2 separate regions of the Homo sapiens genome follow, and region 1 is linked to region 2. Evidence: chromatin loops called from intact Hi-C (ENCODE). Cell type or tissue: GM12878. All regions are shown on one strand. Links, peaks and the distances in the headings refer to the core of each region. The heading gives the core; the rest is flanking DNA.

Region 1 (8,334 bases), core at 2,053-4,552, 170 kb before region 2:
GTTAGAGGTCACTGGAGCTGGTGCCCCCTTTTAGTTTGGCCTGAGGGAAGATGACCACATATGTAGCTTGACGGACTGTGGCTTTTTTCTAGACAATCCTCTGTGATTCAGACTTTCATGAAAGGCTGGTGGGGGCATTTGTAGATAGGTGGATTCTCCCAGATCTCGCAAATCATACCACATAGATGATCACCTGCTTTCTACCTGACTGCAAAGCCTCTGATTTCTGGAGTCTTTTAAAAGGAAGTGTTCTAAAATCTATATTGGCTCTAAACCTGATCTCATAATAATTCCCTTAAGAACCCTTAAGATATTTCTGTTTACTCACTAGTTTCAGTGTAAACAAAAAGTACTATACAATTCCCAGCTCCCAGCTGCAGAGAAGTTTCATATATTGGTCATTGAAACTGACCTGAGTATGTTTGAAGGACTGGACTTTTTTCATTGTTAATAGATTGCTCTAGGCCTTTGGCCTCTTTAAAACTTAAAAACATTATAAGGAAAGAGGAAGAGAAGGCAGGTGCCTCCCCGGACCCCCACCTCCAGGGAGCTGTGCATTTCTAAAGAACTTTGCAGAAGAGCTGGGGAATTCTGAACCAGTTGAGAAAGCTGAGTCTGAACACTTTTAGAGATAATTAGAATTTCTTTTTCTTGGTCTGCTCTGCCAGCATATGGGGTGACCCTACTCTCCCACCACTGGACTTCCTCCCCAGCCCCACCCCTTGTTCTTTAATGAGAGTCGAGAAATAATTTACCAATCGTAAATTGCTGTTTTCCTAACATAAGGCAAAGTATGCACCATCTAGCTGCTGACCTCAAATCAAGATGCATTTTTAAAAGCACACTGTTCAGGTCCTAATTCTGTTTGAGGTGCCTAGACAAAAAGACATTGCCTTCTTCCGGTGATTCTTTTGTGAAGTCTAGGAGGTCTGTCAGGGGTTAGAAAGACCAGCTTGTCCTAGTTTTTCCAGGACTTTCCTGGTTTTAAAACTGAAAATCCTGTGTAGCAGGGAATCACTGAGTCCCAGGGAAATCTAGATGGTTTAGTCCCCCACTAGGGGCTAAAAACTAACTTGTAGCATTTTCCCACAAAACCTAATTAGGAATGGAGACCGTAAAAGGGAAAGTGATAAATGAGTGCATCTCTTGACCACTAGGGGGCACCAATGGCCTCCAGAAGTTGTTTCCCTACCTTGACGTTTGAGGGTAGGTTCTAAAAACCATAGTAAGGAACCAAGATTTAAAAAGGCAAAATGTCATGGGTAGTCCCTTCATCCTCTTGTGGTGATGATCCAGGTCTGTGCCCTGTTAGATTTTTGGCTAGAGGGACCTCAAATCACTCTTGCCAAGTTGAAAAATTGGCGAAAAATAACCATGTGAAGCCAAATAGAAAGTTCCATTTGGAGCTTGTCCATTAGAAGCTGTGGCCCCAAAGGTGATGTGAAGGAACAAGCAGGCCTGCCCACAGTTCAGGTCGAAACAGTTACTATAGTTCACAAGTCGACGTAGAGGAGTTGTGGTCTTGCCTTGTGACAGGGTTTGGATCTGTGTCCCTGCCCAAATCTGACAGCGAATTGTGATCCCCAGTGCTGGAGGAGGGGCCTGATGGCGGGTGATTGGATCATGGAGAGAACTCCCCCCTTGCTGTTCTCTTCATAATGAGTTCTTATGAGATCTGTTGTTGTTGTTGTTGTTGTTGTTGTTTTCTTTTTTTTTTTTTTTTTGACGGAGTCTTGCTCTGTCGCCCAGGCTGGAGTGCAGTGGCACGATCTCGGCTCACTGCAAGCTCCGCCTCCTGGGTTCACGTCATTCTCCTGCCTCAGCCTCCCAAGTAGCTGGGGACTACAGCACCACCACGCCTGGTTAATTTTTTTTTTTTTTTTTGTATTTTTAGTAGAGGCGGGGTTTCACTGTGTTAGCCAGGATGGTCTTCATCTCATTACCTCATGATCCTCCTGCCTCAGCCTCCGAAAGTGTTGGGATTATAGGCGTGAGCCATCGCGCCCGGCCAAGATCTGGTTATTTTTTTGTTTCTCTTTTTTATTTTTGAGACAGGGTCTCGCTCTGTTGCCCAGGCTGAAGTGCGGTAGTAGAGCAGTGTGATCTCAGCTCACTGCCGCCTTGACCTCCTGGGCTCAAGCAATCCTCCAGTCTCAGCTTCCCAAGTAGCTGAGACCACAAGTGCATGCCACCATGCCCAGCTATTTTTTGTTTGTATTTTTTTGTAGTGACAAGTTTTCACCATGTTGCCCAGGCTGAAATCTGGTTGTTTAAAACTGTGTGGCACCTCCTCCTTTGCTCTCTTCCTCCTTCTCCAGCCATGTAGGATGTGCCTGCTTCCCCTTCACCTTCTGCCATGATTGTAAGTTTCCTGAGGCCTCCCCAGCCATGCTTCCTGTACAGCCTGCAGAGCCATGAGCCAATTAAACATCTTTTCTTTATAAATTACCCCATCTCAGGTAGTTCTGTGTAGCAATGTGAGAATGGACTAATACACCTTGGTTGTTAGAGGTTTGGTGCAGGGATTCTCACTTTTTCTCCATGGCATCCATGGCCATCATGCAAGTCTTTGGAAAATGAGCAGAGTGGCTCTATGCAGGAAGTTTCTGAAATAGGCTAAGTACTACCTGCTTCAGGGTTTCCTCCCTCTGCAAGTTGATGAGTAGTTGACCTGCTGAACTGTGCTGGGGAAAAGTTGAGGATTCCCATGTGGAAATTCAGCTGTATTCATTTTCTATCATTGCCATAACAAATTACACCACAAGCTTGGTGGCTTTGAATAACTCCAATTTATTAACTCACAGTTCTGTTGATCAGAAACTTGACATGGGTCTCACTGAACTAAAATCAAGGCACTAGCAGGGCTGCATTTCTTTCTGGAGGCTCTAGGAGATAATCCAGGTCCTCACCTCCCCAGCTTCTAGAGGCTGCTTGCATGTCTTGGCTCATGGCCCCATCCTCCGTCTTTACTCCAGCCATATTTCATTTCTCCGACCCTTCTTCCCTAATCAAACCTGTCCTGACCACAGCTGGGAAAGGTTCTCATTTTCAAGCGCTCATGTGATGAGATTGGGTTTGCCTAATAATCCAGGATAATCTCCCCATGTCAAAATCCATAACCTTGATATCATTTGCAAAGTCATTTTTGCCATGCAAGGTAATGCATTCACAGATGCTGTGAACTAGTACATGGACATCTTTGAGAGGTCATTATTCTTCCTACTGCACGAGTAAATGCCCCAGAGCTTGTTCTCTCACATTCTGTCATGGTCATTCCAGGCCATGGCCAGAGAGAGTGTGGTCAAGGGTTGACCTATTTGGAAAGTCAGTTTGTGGTTATTTGCTTGGCTGTGTTGGGGATTGCCCTATTGACCCTAACCAGTGTCTTCTCAGACTCTGAAATGAGAAAAGCAAGTCTGAAAAGTCCCTTTCCTACATGAGGAAGTGGCCTTACTTGGTGTGCTATGCTCTCTGGGTGCTTTTATTGAAAGCTATTCATAGCCAAGGCAGACATTGGTTTTACCTGCCTTAAAAAATTCCAGACCCAAATTCTTTTGGCTAAACGACATGAAATGTGCTACTTGGGGCCATGATGGCCTGGATTAAAGCAGATTCGATGAGATTTTCCAAGGAGATCCATGGCCCTGCCTGCCTTGTTGGAAGAAAGGGTGGAATTGTTTGCCCAGATGCAGGCTTTGCAGGACTTCCTGGTTTCTGCATGTGGATGTCTGCCCCACTAGGTTGTCTAAGGGCATGGGAATGGAGGATGAGGCCTGTTGTTAATAAGGCAGAAGGACATTTTGCACTCTAGGTGTTGGTGTGGGGGAATGCAACATCAAACCCATTGTCATCTGGAGTTGTAGCAAGGGTTTCCTACAGAGGGGACAGAATATGCACACATGACTAGAGACCCCCCCCATCCCTGGCCTACCTGGCCACCAAAGTTGTCCACCAGGGCTGCCGAATGTTTTCTCTCCAATGCCCCAAGCACACAGGGCATGCATGTTTTACAGCCTCAACCCAGCTCCATTTTCTGTCCTAACCACTGTTTGTACTTTGCACTTTCCACCTGCTTCTGATATGTGTTCTCTTATCACCATGGATTCCAAACCTTACAGAGCAGAGCTGGGTAAAACAAACAAACAAACAAATAAACAAGCCAACTCCCATCACTCTGAGGAAGGACCCTGCTGGCCCTGGGGTCCCCTCCATTTGTCCAGGGTGGGAATGAGAGAAGGATCCTAGCTGACTGCCTGGGTTCAAATCCTGCTTTGTGACCTTGGACAAGTTTCTCTACCTCTCTGTGTCTTGGTTTTCTTAAATGGAGACAGTAGTAGTACCTACACCTGATAGGGTTGTTGCTAGGATTAAATCTGAGTTGATACAAGTGCTCAGAACCATGAGTAGTACAGAGCACATGCTCCATATGTGTTAGTTGCTATCATTATCACTTTCATCATTACCATTATTATTTTGCAACATAACCATTTTGCTCATCATCACATTTGTAAAAGACAGAACTGGAATCTGCGATCTTCTTAAGGCCTCAGGTGTATTATTTTGAGAAATGCATGTAATTATGTATCTCCTTTTTAGAATGAGAATTGGGGGCATGTTCCAAGGTGGCATGTATGAATCGATACTGATCTTTTGATCTCTAAATTCCTGGGACGCGGCACCCGTTCAGGTACACAGGGCACTCTTTTCTCACCAGCTGCTGATGGGTTGGGGATGCCTGCAGGGTCTTCTGATTGGACTTGGACAGAGATTCTTGCTTTTCTCTTTAATCCAGGGACAGTATAGAGGATCAAAGAGAAATTGCAGCCTTTGTTGAGAGTGATTTAGAGATTCAGAAATGAGGAGGGCCTGGTGTCTGGCCCATTTGGGTGGTGCCCTTTGGTCTGGAGTGTCTGTCACAATTCTGGGGTAGGTTTGCCACCTGTGCTACGCCAGTGATTTTTTTAACTGCATCTCTAGTTGAGCTGAGCAGCAGACTTTTCCAAAGGTGGCCAAAGCCAGGAGGGGAAAGGCCGTCCCTGTATTAGCTGGTTCTCCACAGACTTGGGGAGTTTGTTAGGCTTGTCTTAAATTCTCATCTCTTCCCTGAACACTGACAGACCTCAGCCCTGTTTATCTGGTCCCTTCCCCTCCCCTCCCCTTCCCTTCTCTTCTCAGCAGCTGTTATTTCCCTATCTTTGGTCCCACCTCCTCAGCATTCAAAGTGTTAACCATCAAGTCTGATGGATGCATCTATGCTGGTGTTTTCATTAGCGAGGAGCAAAGGCCTGCTTCTTGGTGAGGAAAACATCAACAATGGTATTTCCCCATCTAAAAATAAGGCTTTTATCTGGGCAGACAATAGGGTGACCAATAATCCCAGCTTGCCCAGGACTTAGGGGGAGATGGTGGGATTTTCAGTTTTAAAATCAGGACAGTCCTGGGCAAACCAGGGTGAGTTGGTCACGCAGTGATTGTCATTTTGGGTGGGTGGAGAAAGGAGCCCCTGACAGGCAAGCTGGGGAGACATTTGGGGATAGTTGAGGCCAGGAGAACTGCGGGGCCTGCCAAGGCTCTCCTTCAGGAGGAGTGGTTTTGCTGTCTCTGGCTGCCTGTGATGAGGAATCTCATAGGCCTGTGAGGACAGGGTTTTGCTGTCTTTATAGGAGCTCACTGTGATGAGGAATCTCATAGGCCTGTGAGGACAGGGTTTCGCTGTCTCTATAGGAGCTCACTGTGATAAGGAATCTCATAGGCCTGTGAGGACAGGGTTTCGCTGTCTCTATAGGAGCTCACTGTGATGAGGAATCTCATAGGCCTGTGAGGACAGGGTTTCATTGTCTCTGTAGGAGCTGCCTGTAATGAGGAGTCTCATAGACCTGTGAGGACAGTGGTCATGTGCTCCATGATGTGAGTTTTCATGGGGTACCTTCCGTGGTCCTGGCCCTGTGCTTCCATGGGGAGTGGGAAGAAAATTCACATGGGCCACGCCACAAGGAGGCATTAGCACTTGTTCTGTAGGGAGGCTGACACTGTCCTGCTCTGAAGGAATGTCACCTACAGGAAACAATTAGTAACCAATTGGGTGCTAAAGGAAGGAAGGAAGGACAGAAGGAAGGAAGGAAAGAGACAAAAGGAATGAAGGAGGAAGGAAGGGAGGGAGGGAGATAGGGAAGGGAAGGAAAGGGATGGAAGGAAGAAAGGAAAGAGAAAGACAGAAGGGAGGAAGGAAGGAAAGAGGAAGGAAGGAAGGAAGCAAGGAATGAAAGAGAAAGACAGACGGAAGGGAGGATGGAAGGAAGGAGAGCAGATTATCCAAGGTCCTAAGTGTTGTGTCAGGCATTGTTCTAGGCGTCGTATGTGTACCATCTCATTTAATTCTTATCCAGCACTAAGAGGTAGGTACTATTATGCTTTCATTGTACATGAAGAAAGACAAGACACTAGAAGGTCAGGTGACTTGCCAGTGGTCACACTGCCTGGGAGCACTGTGATTCCAATTTGCATTTTAATAACATTCCAGCAGAATGACCTAAGGAAAATGGCATCTTATCAGGGTTAACCTTGTCCAGGATACGGGTTAGGAATTCCAGCCAGAGAGACCCCCCAGGCCCGAGGCTCTGAGACCCGGCAAGAGTGGCTTCAAAAGCAGAAACGCTGTGCTGGGCAAGAGACTGATGATCAGGTAAAGGGTAGGGAAGAGTCCAGTTTCCATCTTGAGCACCAGGAAAAACAGTGGGGCCATTGAGTGGAGAGAGGAGAGCGAGAGAGAGAGCGCACTTTATTCTTTGAAGTCTATTTGCATCTTTGGCCAGGTTATTTAGCATCTCTGAAGTTCAGTTTCCTTGTTTATAAAATGGGATGAATAATAGGACATGTCTTACACGATTTTAAGAGGATTAAATTCAACAACATCCACAAATGATTTAGAACCTTACCTGAAGTCAGAGTAGGTAGTCAGTGAATGGTAGCTGTCATGTTTTGTTTTGTTTTGTTTTGTTTTTGAGACAGGATCTCCCTCTGACACCCAGGCTGGAGTGCAGTGGGGAAATCTCAGCTCACTGTAGCTTCGACCTCCTGGGCTCAAGCAATTCTCCCACCTCAGCCTCACAAGGATCTGGGACTACAGGCGCATGTCACCATACCTGGCTTTTTTTTTTTTTTTTTTTTTAATTTTTGGTAGAGACAGGCTTTCACCATGTTGCCCAGGGTGGTCTTGAACTCTTGAGCTCAAGCAATCTGCCCACCTCGGCCTTCCCAAAGTGCTGAGATTACAGGTGTGAGCCACCACACCTGACCTATTATCTGTTTTTAAAGTCACCTTAGAAATTGTTGCTTTTTGGAGGATATTCTCCTTAATTCCTGTTCTGCAAAGGAATGGGCTAGTTTGTTCCTCCTGCATCTTGTTATTGAAGCAGCATCGTTCGTAATACTAGAGGTTCGTTGCCTCATGCCAAGGAAATCAAGGACACAGATACACGTGAAGTGAGGTTAAGAACGGAGGTTTAATAGGCAAAAGAAAGAGAAAAAAGAATAGCTCTCCTTCCTGCAGAGAGACAGGGGCACCCCAGTGGGTCTTCTGTTCCTGTGGTGAAGTGCATGGGGTTTTATAGACTGGCTTGAGGAGGTGGTGTTTGATTTAAATAGAGCCCAAAGATTGGTAGGACTGGGCATGATGTTTACATAGGGCAGGAAGAAGCTGGCTACCACCCCACCCTAATCTTTTTTTAAGCCGGCTGGAGCCACGTTGCCTGTTCCTTCACTGTACACGTGGTTGATAAAGCAAAGGGAAGATGGAGCCGCCATGTTGAACATACCTGGCCCCCAGGTGGCCTTTTCCTATTGTCACATCTGCCGGCATTCACCGGTGTCAGCTTCCAGCTTGCTTATCCGTGTTTGCAGCTTGATTTTATAGGCTGCTTTTTGTTAGAAAAGAAATGATTTGGCCGAGGAGGGCGGATCACGAGGTCAGGAGATAGAGACCATCCTGGCTAACACGGTGAAACCCCGTCTCTACTAAAAATACAAAAAATTAGCCGTGCGTGGTGCCGGGCTCCTGTGGTCCCAGCTACTCCGGAGGCTGAGGCAGGAGAATGGCGTGAACCCGGGAGGCGGAGCTTGCAGTGAGCCGAGATCGCGCCACCGCACTCCAGCCTGGGCGACAGAGCGAGACTCCGTCTCAAAAAAAAAAAAAAAAGAAAAGAAAAGAATAAGAGAAATGATTTGGAGGCTGCTTTTTATAAAAAGGGAAACCTTAGTGAGGACTTCCTTACCTCACTACCTGCCTAAATAATTTCTTTTTAACTCCTGTATCATTATAACCCTTCTTCACGTGCT
Region 2 (8,334 bases), core at 2,491-4,990:
AGGATCCTTGCCTCTTTCTCGCTTCGGATGGTGGCCAGCATTTCTTGGCGTTTCCTGACTTGCAGCTGCAGCACTCTAGCCTCTGCCTCCATCTTCACATGACTGTCTTCCTACTGGGTGTCCCCTCCCTCTTCTTAGAAGGACATCAGTCATTGGACTTATGGCCCACCCAAGTCCAGTATGACTTTATCTCGATTACACCTGTAAAGACCTTAAGCCATATTTTAAGGTTCTAGGTGGACATACACTTTTTGGAGAACACTATTTAACTCAGTACAAATAGCAATGTAGTAAGAGCTCCCATCATGGCTCTACCAGTGACAACTGCTCTACAGGCACGCGTGTGTTTTACCCTCTGGAACAGTCTTGCTCCGATAGTGGCTCTCCTACCACCACGCTATCCACGACTACCCAAATGACAACAAAGAATGGTTGCATTCATAATACTGGCATTTTTAAGTCGTGTAGAACTTACAACTTTTTAAACACCTTCCCATATACTATTTCATTTGGTCCTCACACCAATCTCATGAAATAAACAAGATGGATTTTATTGTTCTTGATGAATAGGTAGCAAAGCTAAGGCCCAGAAAGGTTAAGTAATTTTCCCAAAGTCACACAGCTTTGATATACAGCAAAACTCATATCCCTGAGCTTTCTACTCACTGTTCTTCCGGTTATTATCCCTGAGGTCATAAATCTCCACCCGCAAACCCAATAGCACCAGTACAAGAAATCTGGACTGGAGATACTTTATCCACACCTACCACTGCCCCAAAAAGTAAAATCTGACTCTGTGATTCTAATGTACCAATGGTACTCAACCTGGGTTATAGCTCAAAAGCATTTTCTTACTGAGCTGCGTTTGGGCCTCTGGCAGTTGAGCACTCATGACACCCCATCTGGTAAACCACAGACTAACCTATATAATCAGGAGTAAAACTTAATCAAAGTGATAATTTGTGAAATGAATGGTCATTATCTGAATTCTCATTATTTCATGCCCATCTTTTTTTTTTTTTTTTTTTTTTGAGATGGAGTCTTGCACTGTCTCCTGGGCTGGAGTGCAATGGCGTGATCTCGGCTCACTGCAACCTCTGCCTCCCGGGTTCAAGCGATTCTCCTGCCTCAGCCTCCCGAGTAGCTGGGATTACATGTGCATACCACCACACCCAGCTAATTTTTTGTATTTTTAGTAGAGATGGGGTTTCACTATGTCAGCCATGCTGGTCTCGAACTCCTGACATTGTGATCCGCCCACCTTGGCCTCCCAATCATGCCCTTCATTTTAAGCACAGTCACAAGACATTTCCACCGAGCACACACTAGTAGGTGGGGCGTTTTGGCCAGTCATGTGGTTCTCCCTCACAAAGGGCTCTTGTTTACAGCTTTGGGTACAAGGACATTTGCTTATTATCTTACAGACACAGTGATGACTTCTTCACAGGTGTAGGTGACATTTTTCCACAGCACGAAAACTGCCTTACACGTCCTTTGTATTCTTCCAATGAGACCCAGCAGAGCCTTGATACTGGGCTGCAGTCAGCAACGGGCGCACCTGACAGGAGCCACATGCTCTGCCCTCCACGTGGCCCTGCCCTCTCTGTGGCCCCACCCCATGGCGGCTGGGACACAGCCCTTCTTGGCCAGCATCTGCAGAAGTAGGATCTGTGCCTCGGGGCACACGTGTTATGAGCCAAATTCCCTCATTGAAATGACCTATAGGCCTGGTATTTTAAGTACATGGGTGTGGAGCACAAAAGACTCTCAAGTGTTTCTCCCAGCGAGCTGCAGCCGGAATAGTGAGAAATCACAGGAGAGCAAGGGAGGGCAGGTTGGCTAAATAGCAACGGCCCCAAAATGGGCTTTTCAGGACCCAGTGCAGGGGTGGAAGGATGGGGCTGCTGCCGAGAGGGCCGGTGTTTCTGTTGGCAGCCTGGAGGATCCAAGGCTCCCTGAAGCACTCACTGGCCTTGGTCTGGTGAGGCCAGCAGAGGCTTTGGTCAGTGCACAGATGGCCCCAGCACTGATCCTGTGTGTGCTGCTGGAAGTCGGCAGCTCTTGGTTCCAGAGGGGGCCACCACGGGGTCACAGGGTGGCCTGCATGGAAGGAAGCCAAGGAAAGGGGTAAACAAGGGGTAAACACCAAGTCCTTCCTCCTGCTCACTGAACCCTGACCACCACAGCAGCATCAGTTCCAGCCAGGGCTTGGGTTCCAGGAGGACCATTAGAAGACCATTAGAAGCACCAAACGACACTCATACTGAATAAGAAGGTGAGAACAAAAAACAACAGGGCAGATGAGGTTTGTCTTGATGTAGGCTTGGAAGCAGTGAGAGAGAAGAATTCCATATAAAATCCCATGAAGGTGGAAACACAGTGGTGATTCATTCAGTGTGGACTCTCAAGGCAACCTACTTAGGTTCAAAACCTCGCTCTGCCACTTGCTAGCTGTGTGACCTCAGGCAAGTTACTTGACCTCTCTGGGGCCTCAGCTTTGTCATCTGTAAAAGGGGGTTAATAACAGTCATTCCATCTCGTAGCATTGTTCTGCAGGTTAAATGGAATGCTGAATATACAAGCAGAGCACAGGGAAAGGTCTCAGTAAATGTCAGTGGAATGATCATTAAAGACATGATAAAGGTGATTCCACAAAGACCAGAGCTGTGACAGATCCCGTAAGAAGGAGCTGGGGATGAAGTAGGCACTGACGTCTGACATGAGGAGGGGTTTTGTGCGTGTGTGTGTGTGTGTGTGTGTGTGTGTGTGTGTGTGTGTGTGTGTTCAGCAGGTGATGGGGCTGCTACCAGGCCTAAACGCAACTTGAACTTCAAGTTCAAGTTCACTCCTGCCCCGCCAGCTGGCGACCTTTGTAAGGCACAACTGTGAGTGGCTGATATGCTATGTAAACAAGCCAGGCCAGTGCTCCTCACTGCAACATGTGTTGTCTCCCTCGACGCCAGTGTGTCCATCCAAATGCCAGGGCAAAATACTAACTGCTTTATTTAGTTGGGAAGAAGGTCAAGGGGTGAGTCTTCCTGGACACTCGCTGCCATGACACACTCCCCAGGGCCAGTCAGCGGGGAGGCCCCAGGTCTAGGCTTGATTAGTCTTGACGTTGGCGGCCCTGGGGCTGGTGAACTCTGACAGCCAATTGTGGTCAAATAAAGCCACGGCTGGAACCTGCAGTTCCGCATGGCCCAGCGCACTCTCCACTTCCTCACCACATCTGGGAAGTGGCTAAACCTCAGGATTGCTTCAAATGTGCACACTGCTCCCCAAAGAGCTGAGGGTGGCAAGGAGATTACAAAGCAAAAAGACATGCAGCTCGGGGTCATTTCTTGCCTAGGTGTGAAGAACATATTTAAAAGTGCATCCAGGCCACATCAGAGCAGAATCCTCCTATAACACCCCGTGTCTGACGGGCGAGCCCCGACTCCTGTTGTGACTCGGCCTCCTCAGGTCTAGTTTGCAGGTATCCCCGGTCTACCTGAGTTGGCTCTGCAGCAGACTCTGTTCCTGTCACTCTCCTTAGTGTAGGTCTGTAAGCATGAGTCATCTTCTTCTTTTGGGGACAGTTTCAGGGGATGTGAAACTTGCCCTTTGTCACGCAAAGGAAGGCTGCAGACACAAAGGAGCCGTCTGCCCTGGGGGCTCAGAGTCCTTAGGAAACACAATCGCAACATTTTTCACTCTTGTGTTTGTCTGCAGGAAAGCCAGTTGTGCCCAGAGTCTTGAAACGCCCAAAGAGTGAGAAAGGAAAAATAAAAGAAAAACATCGCAGCTTTTAAAAACCAAGAGAGTCAGTGAAGGCTCAGGTTCTGCTCTTTGCAAATTCAGGAAATCCCACAAGATCCTGAAAGGTTGCAGGGAGATTTCTCCTTTTACAATAGATGGCTTTGGGTCTAATTTTAATTGCGGATAACTAAGTATAAAAATTAACGTACCCTCGGATTCCAGGAGTAGTCTGCATTTGGAGTATTTTTTATGAAGTATTTTTAATTTTGATTTCTCACTTTTCCACTGGAACAACCTAACAGCCAAAATTCATGCTTATGCTCCTCTTCCATTTCCTTACCCAAACATTTGCCACTATTTTTGACAGTGGAGTTGTATAATTAATTTATTTGGGGATTTCTGGACGGGATACAAATCCTTCAACTTGCACATAATTTCCTGATTCTCCATGCTGAATTGAATTAAGATGTCGGCGTACTGTATATACTTGTGTGCAAAGTGCCTGTATTTGCAGATTGCTTGATCCAATCGCACTCACATCACACATGCAAAATGCAGACTTGAGGCCTAAGCTACTGGCACCAGGACTACCCTCAAAAGTCAGACTGAAAATCAGGTCCTTAGAATATAGAACTCAGTTTTCCATGGAAATGGCATTTGTTTGGAATTATGGATTGTTTGAAAAATAGCTGTTTTACTTGGAGAAAACCGAAGACATGCAAAGCATTTTCTCTGGAGATGTTCTATGAAAATGAGTTGTTTGAGGACAGGGACAGAATTTTATTCATCTTTGTATCTTCTATTCTGAGGCAATAAAGAAAAGTTTGATAAATGAGGCCAGGCATGGTGGCACATGCCTGTAATCCCAGCACTTTGGGAGGCCAAGACGGGAGGATCACTAGAGCTCAGGAGTTCAAGACCAGTCTGGGCAGCTTGGTGAAACCCCATTGCTACCAAAAATATAAAAAATAAAATAAAATAAAATAAAAATAAAAAATAAAATAAAATAAATTAGCTGGGCATGGTGGCACACATTTGCAGTCCCAGCTACTTGGGAGGCTGAGGCACAAGAATCACTTGAACCCAGGAGGCGGAGGTTGCAGTGAGCCGAGATCACGCCACTGCACTCCAGCCTGGGTGACAGAGTAAGACCCTGTCTCTAAAAATCAATGAATCACTCTGCAAACTTTCAGTTTGACAGCCAGTCCTTTACAACGTCGAATTTCACTTGGAAGGCATAGCTTGCTTTTTCCAAGGCACAGGTATGCTGGGCTCAACTGCAGGCAGGGGAAAAGCTCAGGTTTGCAAAAGGAGTGGAGGGGCGGGCCTCTTTATTTGGCAGAATATCACCTATCCCACAAAACACCATGATGTTCTCATGCAATCTTGCATTTCCTTTCCTGAGATTTCATTTTCCCTTTCTAATCTTCCTTTTCCTTTTGATACCACAGTTCCCTAGGATCTCAGCTGGGGAACCAAGTTTTAACCAAAACACCCCAAAACCCTGAATTCGCAGCCCCCTGGAGACCAAGGCCACACCTGCTGCCCTGTGCTTCCCCCAAGGACAGCCACCAGATTTACCAGTCTTCACTCATCCATCAGGCTGTGTGTTTGGGCTGGGGTCACACAGGGCAAGTGACCAAAGTGACCTCCTGGGCCTGGCCTCCTCCTGATTCCGATAGTGCCCCTAGCCGGGTGCCTCAAACACACAGCCCAAGGCCACACAGAGCTGCAGCTGGGAGGCCTGAGGCATGGACATTCTTCAGGGAAGGAAGGCTTGGGGGGCGTCAGCTCCTGCTCACCAGCCTTGCAGCACTTGCCACTGCAGGTAGGAAGAAAGGCAGGTGAGTGTGGAGGTAGAGAGGGAAGAGAGGGAAGCTTGAGGCAAGCTTGAGGAGGGAGCTGACTTCTAGGTACAGTGCCATCTACCAAATGGGGTCCTTGCAAGCTGGATATACACATGCCTGGCGCTGCTTGAAAGGAGAAAGGAGAGCTTTCAGTCTCTGGATGGGTCTCTAAGCTCCCCACGCACCCTCCAAATGTCCTTTCCATTCTTTAAACTGTAAGCCAAGTATCTTTCCACAATTTGTATCTGGAGTTAGTTATAAGTGGTTCTCCATTTCATTAGGATCAGACCAAATTCCCAACGTGGATGTTAAGGCAATCCCCGCCCTATCTCTCTGTAAGGCTCCCCGCCATCACTCCCCAACCACCGCCACTGGAGCATCTCTCAGCTCCCAACAGGCCAGGTGCTCCTTCCTCACTCTGCTTTCTCTGCTGGGACATGATTCTTCATGCCTCCACCGGGTTAGTCTCCTTGTCACCTGCAGGTCTCAAGTGAATGACAAGTGGTCCAGGGAGACCCTCTGAACCTTCACCAGGTTCTGTACCTCTGAGCCTTGGCTCCCGCCACACCCATCTATCATGTGTTATCTACTCACAACAGGGATGGCCTACTTAATTGCCATGTTCCTTACTAGCCCCCAAGGCTGTGGGTTCTCTTTGGCTGACCGTCGTATTTCTCATGCTAGCCCAGTTCCTGGCACACAGTAGGTGCACAATGTATATCTGATAAATGAATGAATGAAAGAAATGCCCTTAGTAAATGACCTTGGGGGGTGGGGCAGAGGGAGAGTTCTAATAAAACAGGAATAGGTACTATATTTCCATCACAGGGTCAATGCCCAATAAAAGTTTGTAATTATATTATTATTACATAGGCTTTTACTTGTGAATACTTATGGAATGCCTGCTGTTATCTCATGCACTCTCATTTTAGTAGGCCCTTAGCAGGACCAAGGAATATAAATTCCTTGCCATCGAGGAGTGGGCCCTGAAAAACAGCATCATTCCCAACTTTTCAAATTCAGCAAGACCCATGCTGCCTCTGGCTTGCTCTCTCCCCTCCTCCCTCAGGGATTCTCGCTGTAGAAGGAAGAACATCATCAAGAGGGGCCCTAGCTCTTCTTCCTAAGTATAGTTACATACACACCATCTCGCTTTTATCATCCTAACATAGATGATATAAGTCATAGATGAAAGGCACTCTTAAACCTATTGAACACAGATGGGGAGACTGAGGCTGGCACATCTGAGTCCTACAGGTGTGCCCTCTTCTCATATTACATTATGCTACTTTTCTAGGACTCACAGAATCATCGCTAATAGATGTGTGTGTTTTCTATGTCATCATTACGAATCAAAGGAATATTAAATAGGACACAATGGGTTCGGTGTAATCTAGAGTTCAGGGATTTGGCCAGAATGCAAGATAATAGTGTAGTAAGAACCCTTCCAAGTGACAGCCAGATGAACCAGTGCTGAGTTTATACGTGGCCAAAAGAGAAAAATATGCATGGATGTTCACTTGCAGTTTATGAAAATGCTGAGACACAACCTTAAGAATGGCTTCCAGCGGAACATCCGGAAGTCCTCAAGTAGTCCAAGGCGAGCTGCCGTGGCACTGCTACAAAACCCCTTCAACTTGGGTGGAGGCAGCAATGATCACTCAGGAAGAATGTGATGCTGCCAGGTGCCAGCCTGTGTAACCCAGCGACAGGACAAAGGGATTATTCTGCTTCATTATTAAAATGAAGTGTTTACTGTTAAAATACGATTGGGAATTAAAAGGGGCACATATGAATCATAAATATTTGCATGCCATTAATGTTTGGACAAAAGAGTTGGAAAGGCTGAGTTGGGAGAACTTCTTTTCCCATGAAAAGCAGTGCTTCAAATTACAGTACATATTTAATTTCGTTTCTCCTATTGCTAACAGGAATCTCAGGGCCTGCCGCATATAACCCTTTCACGACCACAGAACCGTATGGGGCCCTGAAATAAGGATAAGGATTGTGTTTCCTCCTTGGAAGCTCACCCATTTAGACAAACAAAAAAAGCAGACCTCTGGTTGTTGTTGCTGTTTGCTGTTGTTTGCTATGCACTCACAGAGTCCCCATTGTCTGCCCCATGGTGTTGGTGTCACTGCAAAAAGTAACAACTCCTAACCTATGTCTTGTCTCAGGTAATCAATCCTCATTGTCCCTCTGTCTTCCCACAGACAAGGGCAAAATCAGGCTTAGACAGGTCAAGTAGCTTGTTCAAGGACAGATAGCTCCAAGCCAGTGGTTCTCAACCAGGGGCGATTTGCCCCCAGGGGACATGACGCAATGGCTTCAGAGATTTCTGGTTGTCACAACCAGGAGGGTGGGTGCTAGTAGCCCCTGAGTAGAGGCCAGGGGTGCTGTTAAATGTTCAACCATGCACAGGAAAGCCACTCACAGCAAAGAATAACTGGCCCTAAATGTCAGCAACACCCAAGTTGAAACACAGTGGGGAAGCCAGTAAAGTCCACGTGCTGACCACTAGGCTGTACTGCCTAACATCAAAACAGTCCTGGGCCCAGCACAGTGGCTCATGCCTGTAATCCCAGCACTTTGGGAGGCCGAGGCAGGCAGATCACGAGGTCAAGAGATCGAGACCATCCTGGCCAGCGTGATGAAACCCCGTCTCTATGAAAAATACAAAAATTATCCAGGCGTGGTGGTGCAAGCCTGTAATCCCAGCTACTTGGGAGGCTGAGGCAGGAGGATTGCT

Evidence for each region. A loop is a pair of places that touch in the nucleus more often than their neighbours do. Peaks named below come from ENCODE experiments on the same cell type or tissue, not always from the same donor. Only the 100,000 strongest peaks of a DNase experiment are listed, where the experiment ranks them.
Region 1: it touches region 2 in a loop (4-fold over the local background); 3 of 110 quality-filtered maps call a loop at or near these places.

Annotation. Positions count from the first base shown.
Region 1 is chr21:34,692,269-34,700,602 of GRCh38, forward strand. All of the region lies in intron 1 of CLIC6 (chloride intracellular channel 6), which reads left to right. Among named protein-coding and RNA genes, the nearest start is that of CLIC6, 27 kb to the left of the region's middle. In GM12878, for the core only: no CTCF peak of the experiment used is centred there; a DNase peak (open chromatin) is centred at 3,363; H3K27ac peaks cover 2,001 bases.
Region 2 is chr21:34,862,542-34,870,875 of GRCh38, forward strand. All of the region lies in intron 5 of RUNX1 (RUNX family transcription factor 1), which reads right to left. All of the region lies in intron 1 of RUNX1-AS1 (RUNX1 antisense RNA 1), which reads left to right. Among named protein-coding and RNA genes, the nearest start is that of RUNX1-AS1, 30 kb to the left of the region's middle. RefSeq lists enhancers at 2,759-3,958, 3,229-3,398, 3,439-3,718, 4,699-5,366, 5,367-6,032. In GM12878, for the core only: no CTCF peak of the experiment used is centred there; a DNase peak (open chromatin) is centred at 3,550; H3K27ac peaks cover 1,349 bases.